Regions from separate parts of the Homo sapiens genome. Here region 1 is linked to region 2. A link is a loop called in an ENCODE intact Hi-C map of the cell type or tissue named here. Cell type or tissue: ovary. All regions are shown on one strand. Each heading gives the region's core, and the rest is flanking DNA. Links, peaks and the distances in the headings are about the cores only. Region 1 overlaps MAML3 (mastermind like transcriptional coactivator 3). Region 2 has its middle 100 kb from the start of MAML3.

What was found. Peaks named below come from ENCODE experiments on the same cell type or tissue, not always from the same donor. Only the 100,000 strongest peaks of a DNase experiment are listed, where the experiment ranks them.
Region 1: it touches region 2 in a loop (2.6-fold over the local background); 8 of 110 quality-filtered maps call a loop at or near these places.

The regions. Positions count from the first base shown.
Region 1 is chr4:139,909,183-139,919,076 of GRCh38, reverse strand. The region is part of intron 1 of MAML3 (mastermind like transcriptional coactivator 3); the gene reads left to right. Among named protein-coding and RNA genes, the nearest start is that of MAML3-AS1, 210 kb to the left of the region's middle. RefSeq lists a silencer at 9,668-9,894. In ovary, for the core only: no CTCF peak of the experiment used is centred there; a DNase peak (open chromatin) is centred at 5,347; H3K4me3 peaks cover 480 bases; H3K27ac peaks cover 2,335 bases.
Region 2 is chr4:140,249,500-140,259,393 of GRCh38, reverse strand. It overlaps a transcript of SCOC not described here. Among named protein-coding and RNA genes, the nearest start is that of MAML3, 100 kb to the right of the region's middle. In ovary, for the core only: CTCF peaks have their summits at 6,047 (motif pointing right), 6,615 (motif pointing right) and 6,818; DNase peaks (open chromatin) are centred at 6,033, 6,493 and 7,123; H3K4me3 peaks cover 1,256 bases; H3K27ac peaks cover 2,500 bases.

The DNA.
Region 1 (9,894 bases), core at 3,831-6,330, 340 kb after region 2:
TCCTAGATTTGGGGACCTGTAGTATTTCTCTTTAGGATTTAACCCCACTGTGCATATAGGAAACTAAGAGACATGGATAATGTCTTTCTCCAGTGAAAAAGATGTTTTTTCTCTAATATTTGGCTTTAAATTACATTTGTGTGCTTCTTGGGGGTCAATCCAAATTTCTCTTGCAGGCCTGAGGTATGCGCGGTACTCTGCTAGGTAAACAGAGGGAGCATTAAGAAACGATTCCTGTTTACATTCTAAGGAGTGAGGTCACACTCAGCTCCAGAGCCCACCTACTATGCCGGACAGAAATGTTCATGTAATCACTTATTCTTTCATTCCAAAGATACGTACTGACCACCAGTCGTGCGCTTATCTCTGCTAGACACTGGAGACAGACACATTAGTGAGCAACACAGACTAGGTGCTTGTCTGCAAGGAGCTTACACTCAAATGGGAGAAGACAATACCAAGGAAAAAGGAAGAAACAAAATGATTATAAATTGTGATCAGTGGTGTGAAAAAGACAAAACAGAAGGACACGATAAAGTACAAGTGGGAGGTGCAGCTGACTGAGCCAGGGTGGTCAGAACAGCCTTTCTGGGGAGAGATGTGAGCTGAAATCTGAAGGATGACAATAAGCCCAGCAAGGAGCTGGGATAAGCGTGTTCCACGTGGAGAGAAGCACCGGTGCAGATGCAGAGGAGGGGAAGAGCCCTCGGAGAGGCCAGCGCGGCCACCTGGAGTGTGGTGGTGAAGGGGAGAAGGGTATGAAGGAGCTGGGAGACACCAGACCATCCAGCGCCTCTTAGGCAAGTTTGACTTTCAGAGAAATGGGAGTCTATATAAGGATTTGAGGCAGAAAGACATACTCTGAAGAATGTTTTTCAACAGTGACTCTGGATGCTGGTGGAGAGTAGACTGGAAAGGGTAAGATGGGAAAAACGGCTAGTGGAACAATAGCGCAAGAGTCCAGGCAGGGAGCAGGCAGGGGAGACTCAGAAAAGGTGACAGATGGAAGGTGTGTGTGCTGGCCACACAGACACAGCGTCCGAACATAGGTGTGACCCATTCTGAGAAAACAAAATACATAAAAATCAAAACTTAAAGAGAAAGTCTGATTATTCCCTTTATAAAGGGACTCGCCTCAAGTATCTATTCTGTAAAGTAAAGGAAGATGTCTATGGGTCTTTGACTATAAATTTTAATAAGAGATATAAAACCTTAATAGACGGATCATGGAATTAGAAGGAATCATAGAGGTCATTTTCTCCTACTTTCCACCCAATAAAGAATCCCCTTTGCAAATCCCTGACAGATGAACATGCAGCCTTGGTATGAAAACTTCAAGGGACAGGAAGCTCATTAGCCTCACAAGGCAGCCCTTTCTATTTTGAATCTCTCTAATCGTTTTTTAAAAGTTTCTCCTTATATAGAGGCTGAATTCTTTCTCCCCATTACTTGCATCCATTGATCTTAGTTCCATGTTCTGGAGCTACATAGATCAAATCTAATTCTCTTCCTACATAGCAAACCATTACCTTTTCAAGAGGAGCTGTGGCATTCCCCCTCCTCAACTCTCCTCTTTCTCTAGCAAAATATCCTCAGCTTCCTCGCCTCCTTTTCACTTGACATGGTTTCTGGGGCCTTCTTTCCCCTGGTACTACCCTCTTGCTGCCCTGCCACCTGATGAGAGTGATCATTTCAGAATGGAAGCCAACCTTATTGGATGGCATCAGTTCAGAGCATAACTATGTCTCCCTGGACTCAGAGAACATACATACATTTAATGCAACCTAGAATTTCAAGAGCACACGGCTTCAAACTTCAAGGAAAACAAAACTGCTTATGAGACAGGTTTTCCTGCCTTAAATGCAAGACTTTACAGCTAGGCCCAGCAAATCTTGCTACTGCTAACCTACAGGAGAGTGGTTCTTGAACTTTTGGAGAGTCATGGGCCGCACTGAGAATCTGAGAAAAGCTTTGGACCTTCTTTCCTGAAAAAGACACATACCCACAAAATTCTGCATACAGTTTTCTAGCATTCTCAGAACTCTGGAAATCCATTTTTATGTAAACCTCCAGTTTAAAAATTCAGCATTATCAATGTCACAGAACCCTTGTTCTGTCATCTAAGAAATGTATATCTGCATTATCTCTATATTTTATTATGGTATTGTACGGGAGGTTAAAGAACGCCCACTTGAAAATCCCTGCAAGTCACTATAAAATTGTTAATGGGAGAGGAAAGTTACAAAAAGTCTTCAAGTACCATTGGTGGATACATTTGCTTATGTACCTTATTTAACCCCTACAACCCTTTTCTGAACTAGGCAATATTAGCCTTATCTTATGAATAAGAGGAAACGTAAAGCTATTAATAAAGAAAAATAGAAAGACCTGGGTGAAGGCAGTGGCTGCCGAGTGCAAATTTTTACAACTCTTGCAATAGAACCATGGTTGGTGGCCCTCTCGACTTTTAAGTGCTGAGGCCATGGCCACCTGGAGCACAGCATACATGCTTACGAGCAGGATTGGTTTCCTGGGAAATGTGTCCTTATATCGGCGCTTCAGTAGTGATATCCCTGGAAAGTGGTCACCAGTAGGATTAGCCATTACCATGACCCCACACAGGTGGCCTGCTGTCACCAACACCATTCTCTTCAGGATCAGGCTGGCATTGGGTTAGTGGCCAATGTATAGTTATAACTCAGTAACTCAGTAGCAGAAATGTTCTGAGAACGGCTGAAAGAACAACAGCCCTCATAGGAGATCCAGTTTCAGAGAGTAACTTCTTATATGCCAGCCAATCATGGAGGGGAGAAAGCAGTTCTGAGGATGCCTTCCTTTTTTTCCTATCTCAGGAGCCAGGCTGTGGAATAGTTTGGAAATGAGAAACACATTTTATTCACAAGTGGTGAGGCTTGTAACAGAGAAGCACAGGCTTTGGAATTCAAATCTCACACTAGCTGTGTGACCTTGGGCAATTTGTTTAATCTCCCTGAGCCCCAGTTTCCTCATTTGTGTAAATGATGTTTATTAACCTACCTTGCGTGGTTGATGTGGGAATTAAGAGAAAAGATCTTGAATTTGCCTGGTATTTAATGGATGCACACACAAGAAAAGCTTGCTGTTTGCTGATAACGTTGAGGAGTGCATAAATGGTTGGGGCCAGTCTGAGTAGCAGTAAATTTGGTTCGTCTGTGTTAGCAGGGTTACTCTGGCTTGGACCCGGATTCCAGAGTGATTCCGGAGGAATTCCTGTCCCCATCCCTACCCCTCATCACCCCAAAATTTTGCTTAAGATAACGAGGAGGTCAGGGCATGTTCACTGTGAACCCCCACTCCATATAAGGTGCCATGTTATAGTGGGTTCAGAGGATCCCCGCCCCCCCGCCAATGCTGCTTAGCCACCAGACTTACAAGGGATACTGGATGCTTTCGTACCTTGGATTCATACACACAGGTTTCTGAGATGAAGCAGTGTGGTAACTTAGCCATTAGTAGATCTCAATCGTAGCCTACACGGACATTTCTGAGAGAATCCTTGGTTAAACAGTACTAAGAGCAGAACTAAATACTGGTTAGGGCAAGTTCTGCCCATGAGGTTCTATGAGGCTCTGTCTGAACGTTAGGTTTAAACATAGAGATGGGGCCAGCTAACCTCATCATTCTGAGTCGTTAGATAGAGACTAGACTTGGTCATCTCCCTTTGCTAATAAGGAAACTGACATAATTAACTGAAGGAAATTAACTTGGATAATTTTGCAGCATGAATCTGCTTCCAAAGAGGAGTTGGTTTTTTTCTCTTCCTGTGAGCTGTTAATTCAAGAGGCTGTGTTAACCTGCTGCTGTTGCCAACTGACAAATGTAGTATTTTCCTGATCAGCCTCTCAAGCCTTTTTCCTTGCTCCTCCAACAACAGAGAGCAGTAATAAACTATCCAGAATATTTTGCAACATGGGAGTCATTTGCATGTCTTTGTAATATGGGAGTTGAATGCCTATTTTCAGTAAATATAAGCCTCCCGGTTGACTTAAGGTAATTGAATGATTTTAGATTCATTGTATATGCCCTTTCTCCTTAGCCACTGGTTTTAAGCAGGCATAAAATCACATCAGAGAAAAAAAAACCTGACTTTTGATATTCAAGTTGGCTCATCTGAATTAAAACCAAAACATGTGGAAATTGGGTTATCCACTCCAGACTTGGCTCCCTTTGTCTGTGAAACCTCAAAGTCTCCAGTGGAGCTGAAGGTAACGTCTTTCTTCAGGTGACACTCTGGGGCAATTCTGGGGAAAAAGACAAGGAGGGAAAGATGTGTTTAACTTTATTCCAGTTGGTTTCATCTTCCTTTTTAATTGATTTTTGTCCTCTCCATCATTTTCTCTCCCAATTAACGTTGAATTTCTCTCATTTAGTTCTAGCTGTTTGTTGTGGTCGGGTTTGGTACATCTGGGTTAGGCATGTTGCTGTGTTCTTTTCTTTCCTTGCCATTAGTTTAAAGGAGGTCTAAGCTCACAGTCTAGCTCTATTTCTGGAGAGACCTGCCACCTTTACAGGATTTACTGTGGTCATTTTCTTTTTTTTTCCTCCCCACAATATGGCGCTTTGTGAATTAAAATCAAGGTTCCTGGGGGCTGGAGGTAGGAATAGGGCAGGAGAAGCCTAGCCACATTATAATCAATAATAATAATAACTGTCTCCCTCTGTTGTGAGCTCTACCAGGCAGACTGTGTCTTATTCATCCCTAGCTTCTTACATAGGTCCTAGTGTATAAATGATGCTCGATGAGTGCCTGTTGAATGAATGAACTAATTTTTGCCGAGCCCTTTATAATGTATAAAGATGCTTCACATAGCAACGTGGGGTGATTGTTTTTAAGACCTTCACAAAACCATTTCCTCCCTCATTTCATTATGATTGTGAAATTGCTTTGGAATTTTGGAACTGTGATACTTTTACTGTATGCCTTTCATAAAAAGCCAAAGTCTAAATGCTTTTAAAAATATATATACGAGGAGCTGTGGAAGGAAGGGAGGAGGGAAACAATTTGTTACTGGATACTTTCTTGTAAAAAAAAAATTTTAATGTAGTTATCACTGGATGTTTTTTCTTTACAATTGCAGTTCACAACTCTTTTCCTCCTCTTTTACTAGGATGAAGGTGAATTTTAACAAAAGCAAGAAATATTTTAAAGGCAGAGAGCAAGTGGGCAGCCAGGGAAAGCTTTGTGTTTGTTTTTATGACTTGTGTTTTGACTTGGCAGATGTTCAAGGTTATTCTGCCTAACCAAATAATCCACACTGCTTCCATATCAGCAATAGCTGAGCTACCCTTCCAAGGGGCGCCCGCCGTAGTCTTCTGTTAAGATGTTATGCGGGACCTAAACCCTTGTCTTGCACTGAAATCAGTGCAGCGCTGACACCCCCACAGCCCCTTGGTTCTTTTGCTCTCACAGCCATTGAACGTCTGCTTCTGAGAGAGTCACCCAGGAGTACATAACCGACAGCTTTTTCTTAGATGGCTTCATCTGTTCGCACTCATCACCAGACCATTAATGCTGACTTTTCCCCCATGAAACTCAAGTGTAAAAGTAGGAAAATAATTGGATTTTTTATCCAAAAATCATTGGCACTTAGGACAAAGACCAAAGTCAGAAAAAGGAAAAAGCAGACAGATTTAGAAATTTTAAAAATTAGATATGTCTTTGACTTTTACAGGTGAAGTAAGAGCCATACTTAGGATTATAATCCATAAAAAAAAATTAGGGGACAAATTAGGTGAAATAAAATCCAGAACTTCCAGATGATGACAGCACTAAGGCATTACTTGTACACATCTACTCCACATATTTCTGCCCCAGGATACTGAGATTTTTTTTCTCCCCTCTTGGTTCTTAGAAGCATACAATTTAGTGTGTTCATATGCATGCCTCATTTATGCCTGGAAAAGACAGAAAGAAAACCCTTTAGTAAGGACTGTGATTCAAAATATGTATTACATTGACTTATTACCTACATTATCACTGTGTGTCAGGAAGCATATTGCTCACAGGTGGGATGCACAGTAATTTGGAAATACTCATTTTGGCCTTGGCATAGGATGACCTTGTCCTACTGCAGATTCATGCCCTGTGGCTATATTAGTTCCTAGGGCTGCCATAACAAATACCACAGACTAGGTGGCTTAATACACTAGAAATGGATTGTCTCACAGTCCTGGATGCTCGAAGGTAAAAATCAAGGTGTCAGCAGGGTGAGCAGGGCCGTGCTTCCTCTGAGACTCTGCAGAGAATCCTTCCTTAACTCTTCTTGGTTTCCAGAAGTTTGTCAGCAGTCTTTGGCATTCCTTAGCTTGCAGCTGCGTAACTCCAGTCTCTGCCTCCGCCGTCAAACGGCACTCTCCCTGTATGTCTTCGTGTTTTCACATGGCTGTCGTCTTATAAGATGATACCAGCTGTGTTGGGTTTTGCCTGTTCTACTCCAGTATGACCTCATCTTAATGAATTTCATCTGCAAAGATCCTATTTCCAAATGAAGTCACATTCTGAGGTACTGAAGTTTAGGACTTCAATATATCATTTTGCTGGGGAGGACGCAATTTAACCCACAACAGTGCCTAGACTTCTGCTTCAGAGCTCAGAATGTTACCTGTTTTCCTGTAACGGACTAGCTGTACGAAACCTTCATTTACTTCTCTCCTCAACCTTTATTTTTTCCTCCTTAGCAGTGTTCTTCCTTGGAGATGATAACCTTGTGTCAAGGTCATTGAGAAAAGAAAGACTATTAGAGCCAAACTTCTTTGTCTCCACCTCTCCCCATTCCATCTCAACAAATCTCTCCCCCACATTTGTTTTTTAATCACTCTTCTGATGGCATTGATATGCCCTTCCTCATTGTCTCAAAAACAAGCACCTCTATGGGAATGTAAAATGATGCAGCCACTATGGAAAACAGTATGTCAGTTTCTCAAAAAAAATTAAAAACAGAATTACCATAAGATCCAATATTCTGCTTCTGGATATTTAGCCACCAGAACTGAAACAGGGTCTACAAGAGATATTTGTATACCCACATGCATTACTAGCATTATTCACAATAGCCAAAATGTGGAGGCAATGAATGAATGGATAAACCAAGTGTGGTATGTACATATGTTTTAGTCTTTCCAGGCTGCTGTAACAGAATACCAAATACTACATGGCTTATAAATAACAGAAACTTATTTCTTACAGTTCTGGGGGCTGGGAAATCCAAGATCAAGGTGCCAGCACATTCTTGTCTGGAGAGGGCCTGCTTCCTGGATCATAGACAACTGTCTTCTTCCGATGTCTTCACATGATGGAAAGAGTGAGGGGGATCTCTGGGGCCTCTTATAAGGGCACTACCTTTCATGAAGGATCCACTGCCATGACTTAATCACCTTCCAAAGGCTGCACCTCCTACCTAATATTAATACCCTCACCTTGGGGGTTAGGATTTCAACATGTGAATTTCAGCAAGGAGACAACCATTTAGACCATAGCAATATACCATGAAATATTTTTCCGCCTTAAAAAGGAAATTCTGGGCTGGGCGCAGTGGCTCACGCCTGTAATTCCAGCACTTTGGGAGACCGAAGTGGGCAGATTGCCTGAGCTCAGGAGTTCACAACCAGCCTGGGCAACACAGTGAAATCCTGTCTCTACTAAAATACAAAAAATTAGCTGGGTGTGGTGGTGTGCGCCTGTAGTCCCAGCCACTCAGGAGGCTGAGGCAGGAGAATTGCTTGAACCTGGGAGGCGGAGGTTGCAATGAGCTGAGATTACGCCACTGCACTGCAGCCTGGGCAACAGAGCAAGACTCCATCGCAAAAAAAAAAAAGGAAATTCTGACATGCTGCAATGCAGGCAAAACTTGAGGACATGATGCTAAATGAAATATTCCAGTCATTAAGAGATAAATATCGTATGATTCCACTTATGTGAGGTACGTAGAGTAGTTAAATTCATAGAGACAGAAAGTAGAGTGGTGGTTGCCAGAGTCCGGGGAATGGAGAGGATGAGGAGTTGTTTCATGAACACAGAGTTTCAGTATTGCAAGATGAAGATTTCTGGAGGTGGATGGTGGAGAGATGGTTGTACAACAGTGTGAATGTACTTAATGCCACCGAACTGTACACTTAGAAATGGCTAAGATGGTAAATTTTCTTTTACTAATATTTTAACCACAATTATATATATCTGTATGCCTGTATTATACTTCTCGGACTTTCCAACACACATTTTCACTTGTCCTTCCTTCCTTAGTGTCAATAGGTCCTGCTTCCTGACTTCCCTTCTCCTTCACACCCACTCAGAACTTACTTCTCCTGAAAAAGCCTTTAACTTCACCTCATGACATACAACCTATGATGCCTTTTTTCCTTCTTGCAACAAGATTTCTTATATAGAAGAGTCACACCTAATATCTCCATTCTTGTTCCTAATATCTCCATTTGCCTCAGTTCCCTGACCAAAAACTGGCATTCATTTACAGTACTATTCTACAACTGTGCTGTCCAATATAATAGCCACTAGTTGCATGTAGCTACTTTGAATTTATTTAAAAATAAATACCTCAGTATTTAAATAAATTTGAATTTAATTTAAAAGCCAGTACCTCAGTAGCACTAGCCACATATCAAGTATTCAGTAGCCACATGCAGCTAGTGACTGAAGTATCGCACAGTGCATCCTCTCAGCAATGTTGGACAAACAACACAGTTCTTGTGCAAGGATTCTACTCATCACAGTCATCTGGAGGGTTTATTAAACCACAGTGTGCTGGGCCCCACCCTCAGAGTTTCTGATTCAGAAAGCCTGGGGACTGGCCGATAATTTGGATTTCTAACAAGTTCCCAGGTGATGTTGAGGCTGCTGAGTGTCATAGAGGAACCCTCGCTCAGATTCTCAGTGAATTACTTGGTTACTAACCTAGTGGTCTCTTAGTTCTCATTTCAGAGCTGCAACTGACACTACAAATTTGACCACAAATTATTCTTCTTTGTTTTGTCCTACTTTCTTGATGATGTTTTATGTTGATCTCTCACCAATACTGTTTTTTTTTATCTCTTTGCTGACTCCTCTCATTTAATTAACAGGACTCATTTCCAACTATGCATTTACTTTCTTAGGGAACTTCTGTGCTTATATATTGTTCAGGCAGACTCATGTGTATGGCTGGATGCCTCATTTCTACGGCCTTATCTTTTTTTTTTTTTTTTTTTTTTGAGACGGCATCGCACTCTGTGGCCCAGGCTGGAATGCAGTGGGGTGATCTCGGCTCACCACAACCTCCACTTCCCAGGTTCAAGCGATTCTCCTGCCTCAGCCTCCTGAGTAGCTGGGATTATAGGCACATACCACCATGCCCAGCTAATTTTTGTATTTTTAGTAGAAATGGGGTTTCACCATATTGGCCAGGCTGGTCTTGAACCCCTGACCTCCACCTACCGCGGCCTCCTCAAGTGCTGGGATTACAGGTGCGGGCCACCGCACCTGGTTTAAGGCCTTATCTTTGGGTTTGTGGGATAACTGTATTTGGCTATACCACTGGTCTTGAACAGTATGATGTTAAAAACTAAGCTGTTCTATGTCTGCCCTCTCTGAGTGGTGAGTTGATGCTTCCCAGGTCTTTGATAATTGTTGGTATGTATTTCTTTCAGCGATGTTGAGATACTTGCATCAAAAGCTCCATAGACGTGTCAAGTATTATGTATACCTGTTCGTTAAATATTCATGCAGTTAGAGAAGTCACCACTGCAGAGGGCTGAGTAATTTCCTTAATGCTTTTCCTCATGGTGGCCAACTGTTTTATAGACATAATCTGACTAATCCTTTCCATGAGGTATAGTAGGGGTCAGATGTGAATATGCCTATTTTCA
Region 2 (9,894 bases), core at 4,900-7,399:
ATGAGAAAGCTATTGCAATGGACCACACATGAGATAAAAAGAGTCTAACTAGGGTTGGAGCACAGTAGGAACGAAAAGCAAGAAAGAAATGCAAGAGATATTATGAAGTGAAGAAAGGACAACAAAACTCAGTGACCAACTGGACATGGGGTTGCAAAAGAGAGAGGAATCAAAGATGGGCATCCTTTTTCATCTTGTAAGTATTGATCACCTCTTAGCCATATCCAACCTTTTGTAGACAAAGGTGTTTCCTCTGTTTCTGAGCCTTGCCCATGCATTTTTCCCTTGACTTATATTAGCTTCAGTAATAACCCTGTCTGTGCATTTCTAGGCATTTCTGTATTAAATGCTGCTATGAAAGAGACGTCCAATTCCACTTGTTGAGAGCAAACAGAATCTGGTGAAAACCAGGCCATTGTTCAGCGGTAAGTCATATCTTGGCACATCTGCTTTTTAGTGAAAATACTCTGGCTCAGAGGTAAGTGTGTAGCCAGCAAGAAGCCATTCATGGATGATAGATCAATTGATAGATAGATACATGGTGGGAGAACCATGATAAGGAAGAAATGTCAGCACATATGATACGCCATCATTTCAAAAAATGGAACTATAGTTTCTACACTGGATTTGGTTCCTAAGGGAAGAAAATGCAAGCTATTCTTGGGGCTTACTCAACAACTCAGAAAGAGAAGAGAAAGCAGACCCTGAAGCCCTGGAGGAAGATTCACTGTGCTCCAACTCAGACACAATCTAAAGCGCTTCTTCAGCTTCTACAATGAATGAATCTCTGGTAAATAAGGAACTTTAAGTGGTGAGGTCAGAGGAGAGAGAGATTGGCATGGCATTCACCTCCCATCCCAGAGAGAAGGGCAAGTGCTTTGGTTAAGGACGGCCTAATTACATGGAGTGTGTCTTATCTGGAGGAGGGTAGAAAATGTCTTAGGGTAACCCTTAATCAAAAAAATCCAGTGTTTGACGGAGATAGGAATAGAGATGTCTCCTATACATTTGGAAACAGAAGCTGGCCTCAAGGAGAACCAAGGAACACTGCAGAAAATGGTAGATGAGGTTGTACTTCTGGAAAAGGGGACAAGATGAATTCTCCAATTTGATATGGGTAAAATCTGGGGAGAAATAACTACCTAATAAACATCTCATCACAGCCAGAAAATGGGGGTTATTTCCACCCTGGGTCTGGGCCCTCTAGAGCTGTGTGGGCAGAAAGACTCAATGGAGCTCAAGTGCTTGGCGGAGGGTGGAAAGAGCACCTCCGCAGACTGCTCTGGCAACAGTCCACTATGCTGTGCAGGTGTGGCAGGCTGAGAGTGGGAGCAGCCGGACGACCTATGTGAGGAACAGCAGTCAGCAGTGGAAAGAAGAGGCAAGAACTGTCTGAGGACCCCACTCATGCCTGGGATTGGAGTTTCTGCCAGCTTGTCACCAATTCCGCCTGTGCTTGTTCCTTGCCCAAGAGGCAGAGACTGATATGAAGAGTCATGGCACTGTAGCCAGAAGTGCAGCGACATCTCTGGTGTATGGATTCCTCCAGCAGTTCTAGGGACCTGGCAAAGCAAAAGGCTGCCACATGGAAACGGGAGGATAGAAACAGTCATGATCATGATGCTGGCTGGCACTTAAAAGTGCTTATTATGCACTAGGCACTGTGCTGAGCTCTTCACACATTCTATGCTTTCAATCTTCACAATGAACTTATGAGAGCTATTATTATCCCCAAAGAAGACTGAGGCAGAGACAGGTTAAATAACTGACCTATATTTACACAACCCAGGCTCCTCACCGCCGTGAGAGAGCTCAGATGACTCGCCCTCAGTTTGGAGTCTGAAAAAGAAACTCTGAAGAAGAACAGAGACACAGATTGCCAGGCTCTCCCCTAGGCCCAAACCTCCCCCTTAAATACTGGCTCTTACAAGCAGATGCCTTGAACAAAGCCTGTGCCCAGCTAAGTGAAAATCTTTCACTTACCTTCCAGAGGTCACCCTGATGCAGACGAAGAGAAAAGATAAATTTGCTCAGCTTCAGATGTAGCCATCGTTCCTATCATAGGCAAGAGCATCTCCGTAGTGATGAAAAGCTCTATAATTTTAAATGTGTTATTGGTCTAAGCACAATTTACACTAGGGATGAAAAAAAGGAAGAGATTTATGAGATGTAAGATAGAAAGATAAACTCTTGTCCCTTAGTGGCTATTAGAAACATTGCCAACATACCATAAATGTGTGAAAGATGACGTGATTATTTTGCATTTCCACTGGGCATTTCATATGTTGCAAGAATTTACTGGGGCCAAAGTCCCCAGTAAAGATGGTAGAGTCTGGGGAGGGGAGGTGGAGGAGGCCCCACTGACCAAGCCCCCATCTGGGATGGGTATAGGGCAGGTGGCTTTAGGCAGAGAGAGCACACTCTGTTGCCTAAGGTGCAACACCTACCAGCATCCTCTTTATTTCCTGCCTCTAGCCACCTGCTCTGGGGGCAGGTTCGGTGGCCAGGCACTGCCCCATGTTTCATCAGGCTTTGGTGTCAGATTCTGGGTCTAAGTGTTCCAGTCCATCACAAAATCTGAAACAAGAGAGGGCAGCCAGGACAGGAGAACTGGCAAGGTTCATCTAACTACCCCTAAAAGCCTCATAAACATAAGCATCCAGTGAGTTAGTGCCACCAACCTGGCCCCAAGAGACACAGGATATTTTATCAAAGAGAAAGAGATTGGTGATCAGAAAGTGATTTACCTGAAACCCACTTGAATTATTCTCACAGCTGGCCAATCTGGACCGGTTATCCTGGCAGGGACATCATCAACATCAACATCTGAAAGCCCAGTCACAGGAAGTTAGTCACAGGGCAGGCTGCTGAGTCAGGGCTGGGATGAAGGTCACATAGAGTCCTGGGGTTAAACCAGGTGATGTGTCCGAATCTCCTCTGACCCAGCAGCCAGTGTCTTGAGCAGGAGGTAAACTCCAGCTCTGACCCCTGGAGAAATGTGATAGCAGGCTTGGGCTTTTAATTAATTTACTTATTTGTAGAAATGGGGGTCTCATTATTTTGCCCAGGCTGGTCTCAAACTCCTGGCCTCAAGTGATACTCTTGCCTTGGCCTTCCCACACTCTAAGATTACAGGTGTGAGCCACCATGCCCAACTTTTGGTTTTGGTGGGACAGGACAACAACTATTGGGAAATTAGGGTTCTAAGATTTGCTCATGTTTTGGTGACATCAGTCATTTCTTGTGGAGCCAAGTACAGGGTATATGTCCCATGGCCTGTAAGAGAGAAGGCAGATGACTGGGTGAGGTTTCACTTTCTGCAAGTCAGATATCTTTCCAATGGACCCACCACTCTCAAATACAACTGTTAAGAGAATTAGCAATAGAACATCTGCAAGTCAATTGAGGTGTCCTAAGGGGAAGTGCTATGGAAATGGTCTCATGAAGCACTTGTGAAGTTAGCGATATGGAGTCCTTAAATGGATGGAAATGAGGACTACATGTCAGAAGTCCTGGATTTCACTATCGTGACTCCTGTATCTGACCAGGAGAGTACTTTGGTGGCTGTATCCTATATTTAAATTTAGGCTGCAAATGGAAAAACAGTTTTTACAACTCTAAATACACTTTCTACTACAGAGAATGGTGACTGAAGCAAAAGTAAAAATAGCTGCTCGCACCACGGTTTGAGAAAATCTAAATCTGAAAATGATCATTTTTATTTGCATGCTACCAAATAAGGACATTGGGGAAGCAATGAGTCACCAGTATTTTAGCATTTACCAGATTCCAACATGATGTGAGGATATTCTTTAAGATGAGATTTGAATATGCTCTAATCTACGTTAAGCTTTACCCTTGAAGTGTAACCCTAAGTTCCTATCTGAAAAACGGGCCATACTTGGGAGACTCAAGTGGGAGGATCGCTTGAGCCTGGGAGGTGAAGGTTGCAGTGAGCTGAGATTGTGCCACTGCATTTCAGCCTGGGCAACACAGTGAGACCCTGTCAAAAAAAAAAAAAAAAAAGGCCAAATCACAGCTCTACAGCACAGTTACAGCAGTGCTCCAATTAATGATTTCAATGCCTTCAAACGCTCAAATACAAGGGAGTAAGACCTCACATCTGAAGAGTACCTTAGGCTTTTTAAAGTACTTTCACCTACATTATCTCATTTGATCACATTTGATTCTCACAAAATCCTTGAGGCAAGGTGTTTGTAAGTGTGTGGTTGCCATATTAGAATATCATTGAACTGTGGATCCTTCTGTGGAGACAGGATGAATCAGTACCCTGTAGGAAAAAAAAAAAAAAAGGAACAAACAAAGGAAAACTAGGAGGTTTAGAGATCTAAGCTCCCTGTTAACAGGCCCCTGTCACATGGCCCCTGTATAAACCAGTTCTCTTAGAGTGCCAAAACCCAGCAGAAAGCTTTAGAAATTGTTTACAACCCAAGTGTGTTTTCTTCTTTTCTATGCTTTTAGAAGACAGTTTAAAGAGAGTTAGGGAATGCTCTGGCCTTTTGTTTTGAAATTTTCTCTGCTTGTTGTCTGGTTGTCTGCAGACTGTGAGATTGGTCTATTTGCTTTAAACAGACTGAACAACTTTTAAAACAAGCAGGCTGTTATGATGGGTTGACTCATTTTGGATGTGCAAAGATGTTTACTGAGCTTCTCATTTAAAACTTGAAAATTCTTCTGTCTCAGTGTGACACAGTAATAGTTTAAAGGGGAGCGCCGTCTGTTGTAGTGTTTTGGAAGGTGGCATAAGAAAAATGTCTCTGTTCTACAGCATGATCAGCTATCTGCCTCTTCCCAAGGATTTTTCATGAGCCTTAGAAAGAAATCCATATCATTTAAGTTCCCAAGGGCAAACCACCTTTGCCAAGAGACCACTGAGTACAATTTCCAAAGATGGAACACATTTCTTGTTATGCTTCTGGTTTAGCCCAGTATCAGAGGTGGCGCTCAGTCCCTGCATCCCAGGGGAGAATGTTTTCTGGAGAGTTGGGGACAACTGCAATAGGTTTTACATATTAACTTATCACAGCAAAATAATGAAATGAATAAATTAAGATGACACCCACACTGTTCCCCTTCTTCACGCTACAGAGGTGGTGGGGCAGAAAGGGGGGTAAAAGGGATTACCAAGCCAGGAAGCTTGTACTTCTGTCCCCTCGGCCTGAATTAGCACCCATCTTTGTGGAACACAACTCGCTGTGAGGGGGTTTCTCCTGCCAGAAAGGAGGCCATGGAATGAGCAAGTCCAGGAGTGCTGGGCATTAGGACATCAAATAGCAGGTCGTAGGGACCAGGGATTAGGAAACAAGAGGTCTGGTCCTGCCTCCCTCTCTAATTATTTGTGTGACTTTGGACTAGGCATTCTACCTCTTTCATCTGTAAAATGAGAGGGTTGGACTACGTGTTCTCCAAGGTCCCTAACAGCTTCTAAAAAAGAAACATGTAGAGAGGTTGTGAAGCAAAACATGATGATCCCTGTTAACTGTAAAAGGAATAGACCTTGGAAGTGGTGCAAAAATAATCCGCAAGGAATGCTTGCGGTGGGTTGGAAAACTATAAGGAAACGGAGAATTGTGCGTCGTGTATAACATGAGTGGAGATATATGAGACAATCTAAAATGGGGCACATGTAAGCTCACATCTTAAAGCAGAAAAGTCAGGCTTTTGAACCGAGGCTTGCCCTATTCTTTTCTACAATCTCTCCCCATGATAATGTAGCACCTTGTGCACACAATTAAATGTCAGCCACAGAAAACATTTCCCTTGGCTTTGTTGTTCCAGAACGGGATTCTTTTGTCCTCAATATAATGGATATGCAGAAACAATGATAGAACAGAGATTTTTTTTCTAAAGCGATGACAAACACACTACTGCTTCCTCCCTCCCTCCCTCCTTCCTCCTTATCCCCACCCCCAAAAATAAATCATTGTTCCAAAAAAAAAATCCCATTGTCTATTGTCCACGGAGATCAAGATCCGCCTAGGAACAGCTCTGGCGGCCGCCGCAGCAGCCCCGAGCAGCCGGTAGGTGGCGCACGAAGGCAGCGCAGGCGGAGCGCGGGGCCGAGCCCAGAGCCGGGGTCTCGCCGCCCCCACCCCTGCCGCCGCCGCCGCCTTCCACCCCCTCCTCGCGTGCTAATTGCTGGATACTCTACTGGGACTTCGGTCAGGGAAAAAGAAAGCGGGAATGGGAGGCGGGGGTGGCGGGGGAGGTGGTGAATCCGGTTCCGAATACACAAAGCCTCCGGGGCTTCGGCGACCCAGGAGCAGGGCGCCCTCGGCCTCTTCCCCTCCTCCTCTCTCCCTGGGCGCGGGGCTGCTGCGGCCTAGCCGGCCTCGGCTCCCGCCGGAGGGACACACAGACCAGCAGGAGGAAAATGGTGACCGCGTGCACAGCCCCACGCGCCGCGGCGCCTGACGCCTGCCCGAGCCTGGGCGCCTCCCTCCCCAGCTCACCCATCCCGGCCGCGGAGCCCGGACCCACCCCGAGCGCAGGCCCGCCCGACGGGAGTCGCCCTCCCCTCGAGGAATGCCGAGGCCCACAGGAGGATTCCTTGACCTGACCGCGGGCCCCTGAGCAGCGGGTTCTGCCCGAGCCCGAGAGCGGGAGGCCCCACCAGGGGGTGCCCGGGCCGGCGGGCGAGCCCCCTTCCCGGTGGAGCCGCGGGGCCCATGCCCTCTGTGTCGGGGCTAACGCTGTCAGTTCCTGCAAAGATGAACGGCCCATGTGGTCGCCTGACCCCCCAACCTCTGCCTGGTGGAACATGATGTTAAAGAGTTCTGCTGGCCCTAAAGTCAGAAGCCTGGATTGAAACGTGAGCATGGACACCCTGGAGCTCTGTGACCTTGAGGATGTTCCTAAAGTCCCCAACTCCGCACCTCCCCAGCTATCAAATGCGGGGAATAATACTTACTTCCTAGGAATGTTGTGAAGATTTTTAAAAAGTGGTTCTTAACTTGGCAGGAAGCCTGGCATAGAGTACCTATCATTATGAACAACCCGACTCTCCTTGCAGGAGGAGGGAGAGGCACAGTTTGCCGCCCTTGAGACAGACCTGGCATCGCTGTTGCAGAGACTCAGCAGTAGGGGTTCCCAGCCGAGGAAACGTGGCTCCTAACAGGAGCTCCCATCTGTCCTCCGCTGCCCCCAGCCCCCATCCTCCTCCTGCCCTGCTGCTGTGACTGTGTGGGGCACTCCCCCTCTCCCTCCGCTCCCTGGATAGACCTGTGATTTATGCCCCTTCTCTTTTGGAGAGTTCTGACAGAGCCCTATCACCCAGGCTTGGGAGGCAGACCCTGGCTCCCCCATTTGCTAGCTGGGAGTTTAACCTCTGGGGCTTCAGTTCACTCCTCTATAAAATGGTGGGCCTGATACCTACTACACAGGTTTTTTGTGATGATTAAGGGAAATACTGTGTATAAATGCCTGGCATGTACTATCTCTTCAGTACATTTGAAAATTTAAATTTTACAGTTGAAATTAGGTTAGATTATCTTGCAGAAAATGATGGTGGTTCATTGGAATTTCCAGATTTCCATCGAAGGTGAACCCAGCAACTGCTAACAGCTTCTTACTCCCATCTGAGTCAGCAAGGTTATTTCCCTCCAGGAAAAGAGCAGAAATCCAGTGAGGCCGCATTCTCCCCAGAGCCTCACAGGTGTAACTCAGACACTTACTTAGGTTTAGTTGGCCATTTTAGAGCCCGAAGAGTCTCTGGGGGTGGGCCTGGCTTTAAAGTCGCATTCTAAGCCATGATTGTGTGTCTGGCTCATCAGGGCCTCCTTCCTAGCCGTCCCCACATGCACACTGCCGCCCAGCCAGAGGTGTGGTGGCTAGGGCAAGGGACTGAGCCAGCACCCACCTGAGGCAAGTAGGTCAGGAGCTGTGGACCCTTCTCTAAAAGGATACTGGAGAATTTCCGTGAGCATCGGATTTATATAGCTGTTCAGGCATTGGGCAGACTGATTCCCAGAGGCAGTGGCAGGACCAATAGGCAGCTGTGGTTGCTAGCCTCCCAGATGACCTCCAGTGACCCTTGCCTCCTGGTATTTATGTTCTTGTATATTCCCCTCCCCTATGAAGCAGGGCTAACCTGTGTGACCAAGTGAATATTGCAGAATGACAGTGTGACTTTCAAGCCCATGAAAGGCATTGTGGCTTCCACATTGCTGTCTCTTGCGTCATTCATTCTGGGGAAAGTCAGGCACCATGTCATGAGAACACTCAAGCAGTTGCTTGGAGTGGTCCATGTTTCAAGGAACTGAGGCCTCCACCATCAGCCAGCAGCAACTCACCAGCCGTGTGAGTGAGCCTTCTAGGAAGAGGATCCTCTAATGTTAATCACACCTTCAGATGACAGCAGCCCTGGCCAACAGCTTGGCCTGGTAAAGAGACTCTGGGCCAAAATCATGCAGCTAAGCTATCCCTGAATTCCTGACTCACAAAACAACTGTAAGATAAAAATATTTCAGCCTATTTGAGGTGCATAGATGCTGTATAGATGACGAACATGGCAACATGAAAAAAGTCCCAGGCTTCCATTGGCCAACGTGGGGCTGATAATAAGGGTTCTGCCCCCTCAAATGATCAGCTCTGCTAGTTCCATATATGTCTGGGATCTAAAAACCTTTTTTTGACCTCACCTGAGGCCCCACCTTCAAAGGATCTAGGGGAAAAAAACAACAACAACAAAACTCAAACCAGAGTCTCCTAGTAGCAGCAAGTTAATAGTAACCCTAACCTGTGTTTTCAAAAAAGTGTTCAGAGTACGGTATCCCCCTCCCTCCCTGCACCTCTTCCCCACTGTCGGTTCTGGCACCTGGCCTAGGTGTAAAATTGTCAGCACTGTCACTGCTTTTTGGTCTTATTACGAGTGTGTCTGCTCTGATGTGCTGGTTCCAGCATGTCATGGGAGAAGTGTGAGCACAGAAGAGGAGGCTGTGTCAGATCTCTGTCTTCGTGTTAGCAGCCTGCCTCTAAAAAGGCTGCAGGTGAACGGGAGGAGACAGGTTATGATGACCTGAAGGGTACAGAGCCAGGCTGCTCCATGGATCAGGTGTGAATGCTAAAGTGGTCAGGTCACTTTGCTTCTTTCTGAAGTTTCCTGGGTCAGTTCTAGGACCAGTTACCTGTAGATAGAGACGTGAGGCTGAGTCCATGACCCTAGCAGTGGCAAACTCTTGTGTACCGCTATCTAATAGAAGTCTTACAAATTTTCACCATTGCTCACACTTAAGAATCATGTTTTTGGCCAGGCACAGAGGCTCACGCCTGTAATCCCAGCACTTTGGGAGGCTGAGACAGGTGGATCACCTGAGGTCAGGAGTTCAAGACCAGCCTGACCAACATATTGAAACTCTGCCTCTACTAAAAATACAAAAATTAGCTGGGTGCCTGTAATCCCAGCTAATCGGAAGGCTAAGGCAGGAGAATCACTTGAACCTGGGACACAGAGGTCGCAGTGAGCTGAGATAGTGCCATTGCATGCCAGCCTGGGCAACAGAGCGAGACTCGTCAAAAAAAAAAAAAGAATCATGTTTTTAATTTAAGCAAAGCTATTTAAAATAAATCACTAGATAATAGTCTTCGGCTGACCAAATGCTACTTGAAATCTGTACTTTGATGAAATATCTGCCAATGCGTATAGTTAACTCATATTTTTAAGTGTAAACGAATCTAAGATATCTGAGTGGGTGTTTATACTATTCTGCTAGAGTTCTAGGCTGGTTATTTGGTGTAGACTTTAGATCCCCTAGATAGCGGCCTGTAATGGGGTTGGCTTGTCAGAAAACATCAACCTCTTGAAAACCATCCCGATCCCCTAAAATCCATTTCTTATTTTTGATGTGACACTGTTTCAGCTTTTTATTTTTTTCA